3 separate regions of the Homo sapiens genome follow, and all the other regions are linked to region 3. Evidence: read pairs that join two places in POLR2A ChIA-PET (ENCODE). Cell type or tissue: GM12878. All regions are shown on one strand. Region 1 overlaps MEF2C (myocyte enhancer factor 2C). Region 2 overlaps ADGRV1 (adhesion G protein-coupled receptor V1). Region 3 overlaps MEF2C-AS1 (MEF2C antisense RNA 1).

What was found. ChIA-PET counts read pairs that join two places held together with the same protein. Peaks named below come from ENCODE experiments on the same cell type or tissue, not always from the same donor. Only the 100,000 strongest peaks of a DNase experiment are listed, where the experiment ranks them.
Region 1: POLR2A ChIA-PET joins it to region 3 with 5 read pairs; 2 of 35 experiments call an interaction of 5 or more read pairs at or near these places.
Region 2: POLR2A ChIA-PET joins it to region 3 with 7 read pairs; 1 of 35 experiments calls an interaction of 5 or more read pairs at or near these places.

The regions. Positions count from the first base shown.
Region 1 is chr5:88,811,098-88,815,097 of GRCh38, forward strand. All of the region lies in intron 2 of MEF2C (myocyte enhancer factor 2C), which reads right to left. Among named protein-coding and RNA genes, the nearest start is that of MEF2C, 70 kb to the right of the region's middle. In GM12878, no CTCF peak of the experiment used is centred here; no DNase peak of the experiment used is centred here; H3K4me3 peaks cover 733 bases; H3K27ac peaks cover 398 bases.
Region 2 is chr5:90,601,246-90,605,245 of GRCh38, forward strand. The region is part of intron 1 of ADGRV1 (adhesion G protein-coupled receptor V1); the gene reads left to right. Among named protein-coding and RNA genes, the nearest start is that of ADGRV1, 44 kb to the left of the region's middle. RefSeq lists a silencer at 3,892-4,000. In GM12878, a CTCF peak has its summit at 3,446 (motif pointing left); DNase peaks (open chromatin) are centred at 1,683 and 3,452.
Region 3 is chr5:89,226,834-89,230,833 of GRCh38, forward strand. All of the region lies in intron 7 of MEF2C-AS1 (MEF2C antisense RNA 1), which reads left to right. Among named protein-coding and RNA genes, the nearest start is that of MEF2C-AS1, 350 kb to the left of the region's middle. In GM12878, no CTCF peak of the experiment used is centred here; no DNase peak of the experiment used is centred here; H3K27ac peaks cover 2,699 bases.

The sequences.
Region 1 (4,000 bases), 420 kb before region 3:
ATTCAGTTCTGAGGGTGACATTTTAAGAAAGCACTGACAAAATTAGAGCATCTACAGGATGGTAAACAGACTGATGTAGGGTCTGAGAACAATCTGGCATGAGGAACCATTGAAAGAATCTGGAATGTATAACTCAGAAAAAAATAGAATTAAAAGTGAAATGCTAAACATTTTCTAAGGTCTGAAGCATATGTCCATGCGAAGAGGCAAAATTAGTAAGCATTGTTGAAAATTAGAAAGAGATTCAAAACAAGGGAAAATCTAGTGATGAGAACTTCCCACCAAGCAGGAAGCAGCTCATTTCTGAATATGTTCACATAGAGCTGCATATCAAGGAAGGTGTAGAAGGGGCTCCTGAATTAAGCAGGAAGTTGGACTAGAGACCTTTAAAATATTTATTCTAATTTTTAGATGTTCTTAATCTATGCCTAAGTATCATAGGGCTTTGAGTTAAGAGCAAATGGCAATATGGTTCACCAAGCATGCACCCTACAGAATCTCCTATGTTTTAGTTACTCAATCCCACCCATACATTATCGCCTCTAATTTCCATATTTCAAGAAATAAAATAACTTTTTTTGTAGCTAGACGAGACACAAAAGACTGTAAAGAATTTGAGTAGACAACATTAAATGATGTACTGAAAATGCACAGAAAAATAATTATCCAGATTGATAAAACAGCAAATTCACATTATTAAAGACATTTTAAAGAAACAGGATACATGCATCATGACTGGGGCAGTACAATGTAGAAAGAAAAACATAAAAATTGAAAACCAAGTCCCAGCTCTGCCTTTTATGAGCTGTGTGCCCTTGCGTAAAATTGCTTAACTTACCGGAACCCCAGTTTCCTCACCTGGAAAGTGGAGATAATAACAGGCATCATATAGAGTTTTGTGAGAGGTCAAGTAAGGGATATAATACCAGTGTAAATAACTTGTTAACTGTGAAACACTTTACAAAGCAAGTAGTATCTTCTCTGATGCACCAGGCTTAGTCGCTCCTTGAAACATACTGTAAAAGACTGGTCTCCTAGGACCTGTCAGCTTGTGTTACCATTATTTACTTAGGTCTAGATTAGAGTGTCTCTCTCAGCTATATCCTAGTTTTTCTCGAGTACCTGGGCCATCTTTTGCTCATTCTTGTAACCTGACAACCAATAATAATACTTGGCTAAATAAATAAATGTTGATAGAATGAATAGATATATGGACAGAGGAATTATAGTGTTTTTTGTAATCCAAAATGAATAGCTGAAAATAAATTTCTATGGATGCTCAGACTATGTTAACAAGAAGTTTGCTACTGAGAGAGGGAAATTTCACATACTTGTTTTATTTTATTTTTTTGTCATTTTAACTTACAGTAGAAACTTACATTTGGTAAAATTAATCAGGAGAAAAAACTGGACTTGGTCAAATTTTGTGTGTGGGTTGGTTGGTGCAAGTGAAGCATATCAGATTTCTTATATTATTTTTTAGATAACAGTGTTGCTTATTTGATAATTTTTTCTAAGAAGTTCAACGATTTTATAATTAATTATCTCCCTACATTCGACAGTATCTCTTTGAACTTATTCTTTAGCACAGTTTATCATCCCTATTTTTCAGATGAATACCGTAAACAAAGACATGAATAGCCTTATCCAAGGTCCCCAGACTTGTTCCTGGATGGACTAGAAAACCAACCCTCTTCACACAAAGTGCATCTTTCTTTCTGTTAGTTAGTGTTCCTTCCCTCTTTTAGATAACTATGGATTTTAGGGGCTGAAGTTCAGCTCAATATGGACCCAGTCAACTGTTTATTGAGCAGTATGCAGGCACTGTCATTTGTAATGTTACATTAAGAACCATCAGAAATTCTGATAAGTGCAAGCACAGTAATGCATAACATTTTAATTAACGTAAGGACTGCTTTCTAGGTTAAAGTCAAAAAATAATACTAAGAACACTAAATTGAGAGCCAGTTGGTTTCTAGGTTCTGACAGTAAATCAAAGCTACTTTTGTATAGACTCTGCAGCCAACTCTGCCCTCAGACGCTCCGGCCATTCCCACTACAGCCACTGAGAACCACATGCATGCACTAGTGGGCACAAACTAGTTCTATATTTATGGATGTTTATTTTAATTTCAGAAAATGGGAAGAATTTTGGTTGGTAGTAAATACAGGTCTGCTTACAGCTAGAATAAAAAAAGGTGGCCCTCTGATTTACACAGGCAATGTAAATAACAAGTTCTAAAAACAGAGAAGGAGTCCTGTATCATTTCCTACAGGGTAGGGAAATTAGTTTGACTACTGTGAAATGGAAAGGGCATTTCATAATCTTTCTCCACTCCACACGCCTGCCCCCTCCCTCACCCTCCCAGGCCCAGCCCCATTCATAAAGTCACCTCAGAAGAACTTTCCTGCCATTTTAACTGTGGTAACTGTTCTTGCACCTTGCAGGAAAGAGTTCTGAAAGAAAAGGACCTTTAGAAACAGCAGCTACTCACATCTATAATAATAATTGAGGCCCAACTGCAAATTGCCTCAGACATATCACTAAGGGAAGCAACAAAAATCTGATCTATGGGTCCCAAATACTTCTTTCCACCAAACACAATATTTTTAGCCTAATCTTAATTGAACCTTACAGTGCTCAATGAATGGATAATTTTTTATTTTTTTATTTTCACCATTCTTTAACTCATAAATAGTAGTTTCTTTGTTTTAGGATGTGTTTGGGATTCGTATACCCAGCTAATTCTATTTTCAAAGGTTTGAGGTTTGATCATTTTTTTTCCCTCCAAATAAGAGTCATGATAAATATAACCCTCATTATGTGAAAATATTTCAGGTCGGCTACTCCACCTCATCCCCCCACCTAGATAATCTCTCAGTTTCCTCCCAGTTGAGGAAACAGAATGACTAATGAGTGACAGATGGACAGTTCACAGATACAATACACTCTGTAATCCAGGAGCCACAGGTCTTCCTATGTGTTTAAAGGGTTAGGGCTGGAGTCAAGAGTCTGCAACGACAATCTTTAATTGGGAAAAAGGGAAATGCCCTCCTAAATGCTCTTTCTCCACCTCCCTTGTTCCTGACAGTAAGTAATGGCACAAATGTTCTAAAGTATTCTTCTTCAGTTTTATTTTGTTTAATTCAGTCTGTCATTAGAAAGGCTCGCGAGCTTTAGGCCCGATGATTACTCTCGGTGGGAGGAAGCAGTGCCTCTGCAGACTTGTGTTCTAGACAAGCGTTCCTTTATACAATGACGGGGCCTGCCATCGTAAATGAAAGGCTCTTTAAAGAGCAGCGAGGGACTCTTTTAAGCAGACTGCTACCACGTGCTTGTAACCCTCCAGCATAACTTGCGAGGATGAGACAGCAGTGTGTTCTGCCGCAAAGGGGACTATTGTCCTCGTTAGCCTCAAGCAAATTGAGCCTCCGTTTCGCTGAAATACAGTAGTATTTCCAAAGGATTTTCAAGCAGTAGTTCCTAAAATTCTGAACATGATAAAAGGATTAAAATAAGGGGCTTAGAGTGTGGAATTTAGAACTCTACCAACCCCTCACCCTAAGTCAACATCCCAAATCCCAAAATAAAACTCCAAATCTTATGCATTGGAGGGAAAATAATAAATCACAGTTAGATCTAAATTAAATAATCGAATGCACATTAATGAAACGAGTGTTTATTAACAAACTCATAAAAGTTTGAGTTTTAAAATTTGTGACAGCTGAATTCTGATGCATTTGTCTGCATGAGGAAAAGGAAGAAGGATGACCGAAAATTGTTAACTTGATCAGGATATAAGAGATTTTACTGTGGCCCATTTTAAGGCCTAGGAATGTTTTGCCTTTTGAAAAGAGAAGACTAACACAGCAGGCTTCACATTTTTTATATGGGCTGCTCAAGTCTGCCTGGTTTGTTAAAGGGCTAATTTTCATTCTAAATCCAATCTGTAGATGCAGTCATAAAATAAATACCTTTGTTTCTCTGTATCTCATCTAC
Region 2 (4,000 bases), 1.4 Mb after region 3:
AAAAGCAGCAAGGGAAAACGAATTCTTGTAAATAAGCCTTGTGTTAAATAGGAACTCATATCTGTGGCAATAGGCTTTTTAGAATTTCATAATATAACAGACTTTTTAGAATATCATACCACTAGGAACTCCACTTACCAAACCTGAGATGCAGCCAAAACTATACATGAAGCAAAACCGTATCTTTTAAATAATAAAAAGTAACTTGGTTTTCAATTTATGAATCTTAAAAGAATACCGTACTAAACCAATCAGGATAGAGAATTGATAAAGATTAAAAATGAAATTGATGAATTAGAAAACAGAAAAACATTGGACTTAATCCCAGATCAAAATAACCAAATAAAGTCAGTAGTCTTATAACTTCATTTTACAGAAGAGGAAGTAGACTCAGACGTTAACAATAGACTCAAACATTAACAGCCTGCTCATAGTTGCCCTGCTGGTAAGTATCAGAGTACTCTAAGGGCATAGATGCTAGGCTCTGCTGCATTTTTTTCAGTGTGAAGATTGGAATTATCCAACTGGCCAATTAGTCTAAATTCTGGGTAACAGTTTATAGCTTTAATGGCTAGAAAGTGGTTTGCAAGTGATACTGCTGGAGGCTATAATTGCTTGAGGAAGCCAAGGAAATATAGTAAAAACCAGCAGTCATTTGGGGATTGCTGGAGGCTTGGACAATAAGGGTATACAGGCATCACTACAGCCTGGAACATTATGATCAAGAGCCTTATTAACAGAAGAAATAATGAACGTAGACACATGATTTCAGAGAATATTTGAAGAGGAAAATCTGAAATTGTTAATTAGCCTTTTGGCAACACATCTCCATAAATGTATGCTGTAATGATCCTGTATTCCATTAATTCTTTTAGACTCCCGTATGTGTATCCTATTCATCATCCAATTAGATTCCATTCCCAAATTCTGCAGATTTACAATACAACATCCTGACAATGTTTCGATGCCTGGTACAGTTTTTAATATGTCGGTAGATAGATGGAAGGAAGTAAGTTTGTTTGATTTAACGGAAAACAGTAAGAAATTTTCGAAAGGGGAGAGGGGTGCTATACATAATGACTTCCTTCCAAAGTAGTTGGTATGGAAAAGAGGGCAAGAGTAACTTTGCAGTGGAGCACCCTGACAAATACCACCTCGGCCAGGTAACCAAGCTCGACACCAATAGTGATAAGTCATGTTGATAGTATGTACCTTTTGTATAAGTGATGAGAAAGTCTTTTTGCCTTTTTGGTCTTCCCCAAAACCCATAACCCCAGTCTAATCATGAGAAAGTTATCAGACAAATCCCAGCTGAGGGACATGCTACAGAATACCTGACCACATTCCTCAAAAGCGCCAAAGTCATCAAAAATAAGAAAACTCTGAGGAAATGTCACAGCCAAAAGGAGCCCAAGGAAACATGACAACCCAATGTAATGTGGTGTCCTGGATGTGATCCTGGAACAGAAAAAGAAAATTAGCTAAAAACGAAGAAAACTGGAATAAAGTGTTGACTTTAATTAGTCAAATTGTATTATGCTTTGTATTTCTGTTGTGTTTTAGAAATGATTAATAGACATGGTGGTGGCTCAGCAGAAGCTGGGTGGTTAAAAGATTTGTGGTGTTTAAGCCTGAAGAAAGACTGGGCACATGCAAAGTGGTGTGGCAGTGGTTTCCATTTCAAAACACTTTCAGGGCCTCTTGATCTAACTTTTGGTTTCTATCATTTCTTTTTCCTTTTTATTTTCTAAACCTGGAGGAACCACAAATTATTACAGATGAAATACAAACTTTTTTTTCTAACCATGAAAAGTACTGTTCTCCTTCTCTGAGATCATACATGTAGCTGGGAGGGTAGGCATCTGCCAAGTTCCCAGACCTCTACCTGTGCTTCCCATGCCAGTTGCAGTGTGTAGAGGTGGCGGATACTGTGGTTCAAATTTTGGGGGTCATCCAGAACATCAGAAGCCCCAACATTTTGTTCTTTCACATACAGTGTTGTAATTCATTTCTCTTCTGACCTTGAAGTCCATGATGAGTTTTCATTGTTCTTTTAAACTTTCCTAAGTTCTCAATGTTTCCATCTACTTCAAACATTCCTTCACTCTAATGTTGCTACTGTGGAGGGTAGGCAGGAGCTTGTGGATGTATGGGTGGTGCTCATATAAGACAGTCCAGGATGCCCAATGCTGTTTCCTTTGGTCTCTTGACCATGTGGAGATTGAAGGTCTACAGCCTAGAAACTGGCACTTCATGGTGCACAGAGATGGATTCCCTCCCCTGGGCCTCATGACTACCTCAGTGCTGTAGCTTTTCATTTTGCTTCCCTTTAGCAATTGAGGAAACTCAAGGCCATGTGAAGGGAAGTGACTTGTCTAAACTTCTACAGCTGGGAAGATGGCAGAGACTAGATTGGAGCCCAAAGCTGAGTGGAATCAATGCTTGCCTCCTGCTTTGGAGGTGACTTGGGGCCCAACACCCCAGGAGGCACTTGCAGTGTCCAGCTAAAGGTTTCATGGCATCTGTGTTAGGATGCCCATGGAGGTACTGCCAGGAATTCTTCCCATTGTCCTATGAAATCAAAGTCCTGGGACACTGCATGGAGGCATTCCACAAGGTGGTGAGCGTGCATGTGTGTGTACGTGCCTGCACACACGTGTGTGCAGGCACGTACACACACATGCACGCTCACCACCTTGTGAACTGGTTTTCCGCCTCTGAATGACATGGAGATAAGAAATTTCTTACTTTCCTCTTTGACCCTAGTCTGAGGAGACATTAGGAGGGTATAGGAGAGCAAATTCTCTGTCTAACTGGCAGCTACTGCTTAGCTCCAGGCAAGGGATGCCATGGAGAAATGTGGACCCAGATTTGCCAATTCTGGTAATTTTTCAAAATAATCTAGACATCCATTTTTTTAAAATGTGAAATCTACAAATTTTAAATCTTGGCAAAAATGATCTTTTAGTATTGTTTTGTAATCACAGTTTGGACTAAAAAACACATATCTCTAGGCATCTGGGTTTGTAACATTAAATTCCCTCTTTTGCTTTCTTTCTTACTGGCAGTGAGTGCAAATAATTCATTTAGAAAGCATAAGCACCTAGATTCTTCAATAAAAACAGACTGTCTTCAATGAAGAGAAAGAAACTCACAGAAAGTATCCAAAGAAACAATTTTTAAAAATTAGATAATACTACTGAATTTCAGGAGAAAAAAAAAATTTTGTTTGACTAGAGCTAATTAAAGTTGTTTTCAGTGAGATCTTAATTTCAAGAAAACTGCTTTTCATGACTTTTTAAGATCTATGTAGGATTACAAAATTACGTTTGTTTGAGAAGAGTTACAGGGGTCAAAAATCTATCCTTAGATCCTTAAGACCGCTTCATAATATGTGAAATTGTTGCTGTTGATTTTTTTTTTAGACAGACGGGTGCCATCTAATGGTGGTTTAAGAAATCTTAGTTAAACATGTGATCCTTATTTTTTAAAGGACCTAAAAGACAAGAGTTATCTTACTACTTGACAGAGACACTGTCACATACTCAGATTTATAACCTATATGAGCAAACTTTGACTTATTTTATTGCTTCTAAATTGGCCTCAAAGGATTTAGATTAGTGAGATTTTCATTTTGTGCTTTGCAAATGTGGGAGAGAGAAAGCACAATTGAAACCCATAATCTTCTAGAGCTCCACAGAGCTCTGGAATTAAAGCTTCTCTACACTGTTCTTCCTGTTTCCATGGTGGGCATATGTAGTCCAAATATAAACAGCTCGAATGGCTTTTGTGATCTGTTTTTTGATGACTCATGCAAACGGGAGTACATGAGCTCATGGAAAATGTCAAGCTTAAATATTCTAGAAAGAAGATAGAAATCAGAAGTTCAGTTACATGAGTTAAAAGACTTTATGTAACCCCAACACTCTGGGAGGCCGAGGCAGGCGGATCATGAGGTCAAGAGATTGAGACCATCCTGGCCAACATGGTGAAACCTCGT
Region 3 (4,000 bases):
TTTTTTTGTCTGGATGGTCTATCTATTGTTGAAAACAGAATATTGAAGTCCCCTGCTATCATCATATTGCTGTCTACATTTCCTTTTAGTTATGTTAATATTTACTTTATAAATTGAAGTGCTTTGTTGTTGGGTGCATATATAATTGTCATATACACACACACACACACACACACATATATATATATACTCATGTCATATATATGCAATTATACTCTTGATAAATTGACTCCCTTATAATTATTGGTGACTTTTCTGTGTTTTTTGATGGATTTTGACTTAAATTCAATTTTGTCTGATATAAGTATTCCCACCCCTGCTCTTTTGATTATCATTTACACGGAATATCTTTTTCCATCCCTTCACTTTTAGCCTATGTGTGTTCTTAAAGTGAGTCTCTTAGGTAGCATGTAGTTGGTTTTTCGTTTTGTACTCATTCAGCCCCTCTATGTCTTTTGATTGGATAATCTACTCCATTTACATGTATAGTAGTTATTGATAGGTAAAGACTTATTATTCCCATTTTGTTCATTGTTTTTTCACTGTTTTGTAGTTTTAAAAAATTTCTTTCTTCTTTTCTTACTGATTTTCTTTGTGACTGATGATTTCTTTGTAATGATATACTTTGATTCCTTTCTGTTTATCTTTTGTATATCTTATATAGGTTTTTCTTTGTGGTTACCATAAACCTTACATAAAACATTTTAATATTTTAGAATTATAACAGTCTATTTTTAGCTGATATTGACTTCAACCATATCCAAAATATCTACACTTTTATTTCTTCTCATCTCATTTTTTATTTTATTGATGTCACAATTTACATCTTTTTCTACTGTAAACACATTAACACATTATTATAGCTATATTTTTAATACTTTTTTCATTTAACTTTTATACTACAGTTAAAAGTGATTTACATGCCATCATTACAGTATTAGGGTACAGACTCTGACTATAGTCTTATCTTTACAGCGAGTTTCAAACTTTCATACGTTTTCATGCTGCTAGTTAGCAATGGTTTCATTCTTAAAGAATACCCTTTAGCATTTCCTGTAAGGGAGGTCTAGTGGTAATAAAATTCCACAGCTTTTGTTTGACTGGGAAAGTCTATCTCTCATTTCTGAAGCACAGTTTTGCCATGTAGAGTATTCTTTCTTGGCCCTTTTTTCTTTCAGTACTTTGAATATATCATCCCACTCAAAACTAGCCTGTAAAGTTTCTGCTGAGACATCTGCTCATATTCTTATAAGGGTTCTTTTGAATGTGATTACTTTTCTGTTGCTATTTTCAAAATTCTCCCTTAGATCTGAGACTTTTGAGAATTTTATTATAATATGTCTCAGTGAGGATCTCTTCAGGTTTAATGTATTTGGGATTCTTTAGGTTTTATGGATCTGGATGACAATCTTTCCTTTCAGATTTGAGAAATTTTCTGTCATTATTTCTATAAATAAGCTTTCTTCTCCTCTCTCTTTCTCTTCTCCTTCTGATGTGGCCATAATGCATAAAATGGTTTGTTTTATGGTGTTCCATAAAACTTGTAGGTTGTTTTTTACTTCTTTTAAAATTAGTTATTATTATTCATTTGGTAATTTCAAATGACTTATCTTCAAGGTTGCTGATTCTTTTTTCTGCTTGATTGGGTCTACTGTTGAAGAAGTCTGTGGAAAGTTTTGACTCAGTCATTGTGTTCTTTAGCTCCAGTATTTCTGTTTAGTTTCTTTTTGTGGTTTCTTTGTTGAACTCATTAGTTCATGTATTGATGTATTGGTTTTCTTCTGATTTTACTTAATTGTCTTTCTGTATTCTCTTGTAGCTTTTTTTTTTTTTTTAAGTTAAGGTCTTGCTTTGTCATCCAAGCTGGAGTGCAGTGGCTCAATCATGGTTCACTGTAGCCTCAAACTTCTGGGATCAAGCGATCCTTTCACCTCAGCTTCCTGAGTAGCTATAGGCACTATATGGAATACAGGCAAGCATCACCATACCTAGCTAATTAATTTTCTTTTTCTTTTTTTTTTTTTTTAAGAAATGGGATCTTTCTATGTTGCCCAGGCTGGACTTGAACTCTTGGGCTCAAGTGATTCTCCTGCCTTGGACTTTCAAAGTGCTGAGATTACAACTGTGAACTATTATACCCAGCCTAACTGAACTTCTTAAAGATGATTGTTTTGAATTATTTATTCCACAGTTTGTAGGTCTCTTCTTTCTTTAGGGACTATACATATGCTTTATTTTGTTCCTTTAATGGGTGTCATGTTTTTCTGAGTACTTGTGATCCTTCTGGCTTTGCATTGGGATCTGCACACTTGAAGAAGTAGGCACCTCTTCTAGTGTTTACAGACCGGCTTTGGCAGGGAAAGTCCGTCATCATTTCACCCTTCTAGAGATACTAGGTAGGACAGCCAATGGGGTACATGCATGCTTGCTTCTGAAGTCCTTGGTGCAAGGGAGGGAGGCTTCCTGGTGCCTGGGTCAGTGGGCTGGAGGGTCTGGCTCCCAGGTCTGCAAAGACTATCCCAGGGCCTTGATCTTTGGGGATAGGCCTAGCATCTGGGTCCAGTGGTGTGGGTCTAGAGCTTGGCTGAAATACAGCCTGAGTCTGCAGGTGCGGGCCTCCTGCTGGAGTCCACTAGGGCGGGCATGGTGATGAGGGTGAGGCCAGGCCTGGAGCCTTGGTGCATATATGCAGGCATCGTATCTAGTTATATATGGCTGAGCCTGGAGCCGGGGCCATGTGTGCCAGTTTGGTGTTGGCACCCACTGAGGCAGTCCTGGAGACTGAGCTCATAGGGGCAAGCCTGGGTCCTGGGTCTTTAGGGACTCCTTTAGAATCTGGAGCTATCAAAGCTATCCTTGCACTGCTGTAGGCCTGAAACCTGGGTCCCAGTGGGCCATCCTCACACTGGGGTGGGCCTGGAGTCTGAGTCCACAGGGGCAGATCTGGTGCCTGGGCCATAGGGTAGGACTAAGAACTGGTTCTGTAGGTGCTAGCTTGATGCTGAACTGACCTGGATCCCGAGTCTGTAGGGGAGGGCCTGGGTCTTGGTTTCATGCGGGCTGGCCTGGAGCCTGGGGCTACACAGGTGCCATCCTGGCACTGGGGTGGGCCTGGAGCTTTGATCTGTGGCCCACAGATGTACGTGGCTTATTGCCTGGGAACACGGAATGGGCCTGAAGTCTGGGTCCATGCTGGTGGACCTGTAGCCCAGAAATATGGGGGTGGGCCTGGAGCCTGGGTCTGCTCAGGCCTGATGCTGAGGTTGTTAGGAGTCTGAGTTTGTGGGGGCAGGCATGGGTCCTGGGTCTACTTGGGCTGATGTAGAATGACTGCAGCAAGCCTGAAGCCTGGGGCCATGGTGGCTGGCCTGGAGCTTGGGTCCTTAAGAGCTAGCCTAGTGCTAGGGTATGCCTGGAACCTGAAGCCATAGGGTTGTTCTGGTGCTGTCATGGGCCTAAAACCTGGGTGTACAAGGGCAGGTCTGGCACCAGTGCATGCCTGGAGCCTGGGTCCATGGTGTGTGGCCTGGAGCCTGAGTCTGTGGGAGCAGGTATGGGTTCTGGCTTCATGAGGCCTATCCGGCCTTGGGCCAGCCTATAGCCTGTGCTGGGTCAGGCCTGGGGACTGTGTCTGTAGGGAGTGGCCTATAGCCTGGAGTTGCAGGGACCAGTCTGGTGCTGGGGTTCACAGCAATATCAGGTGATCAGTTTGTACTTCCGCCAAGCACAGGGTATCTCTTTCTATACCATACTTACTGAGCTAGGGGGAGGGATAATGAGGGTAATGTGAAACTGTCCTTTCTGCCTTCTTCAAAGCATCTTTTTCTTATTTATGTGCTCCTGTCAGGTGCTGTAATCTCTCACCTGAATTTCTTAGCTCTTGTGAAGTTATTTCCATGTGTGTATGGAAGCTGTTCAAACTGATATTTCTGTGAGGAGATGAGTGCTGGTCTCTCATCTCATCCTCTTGCTGATGTCACTCTCAGGGTCATTAAAGACA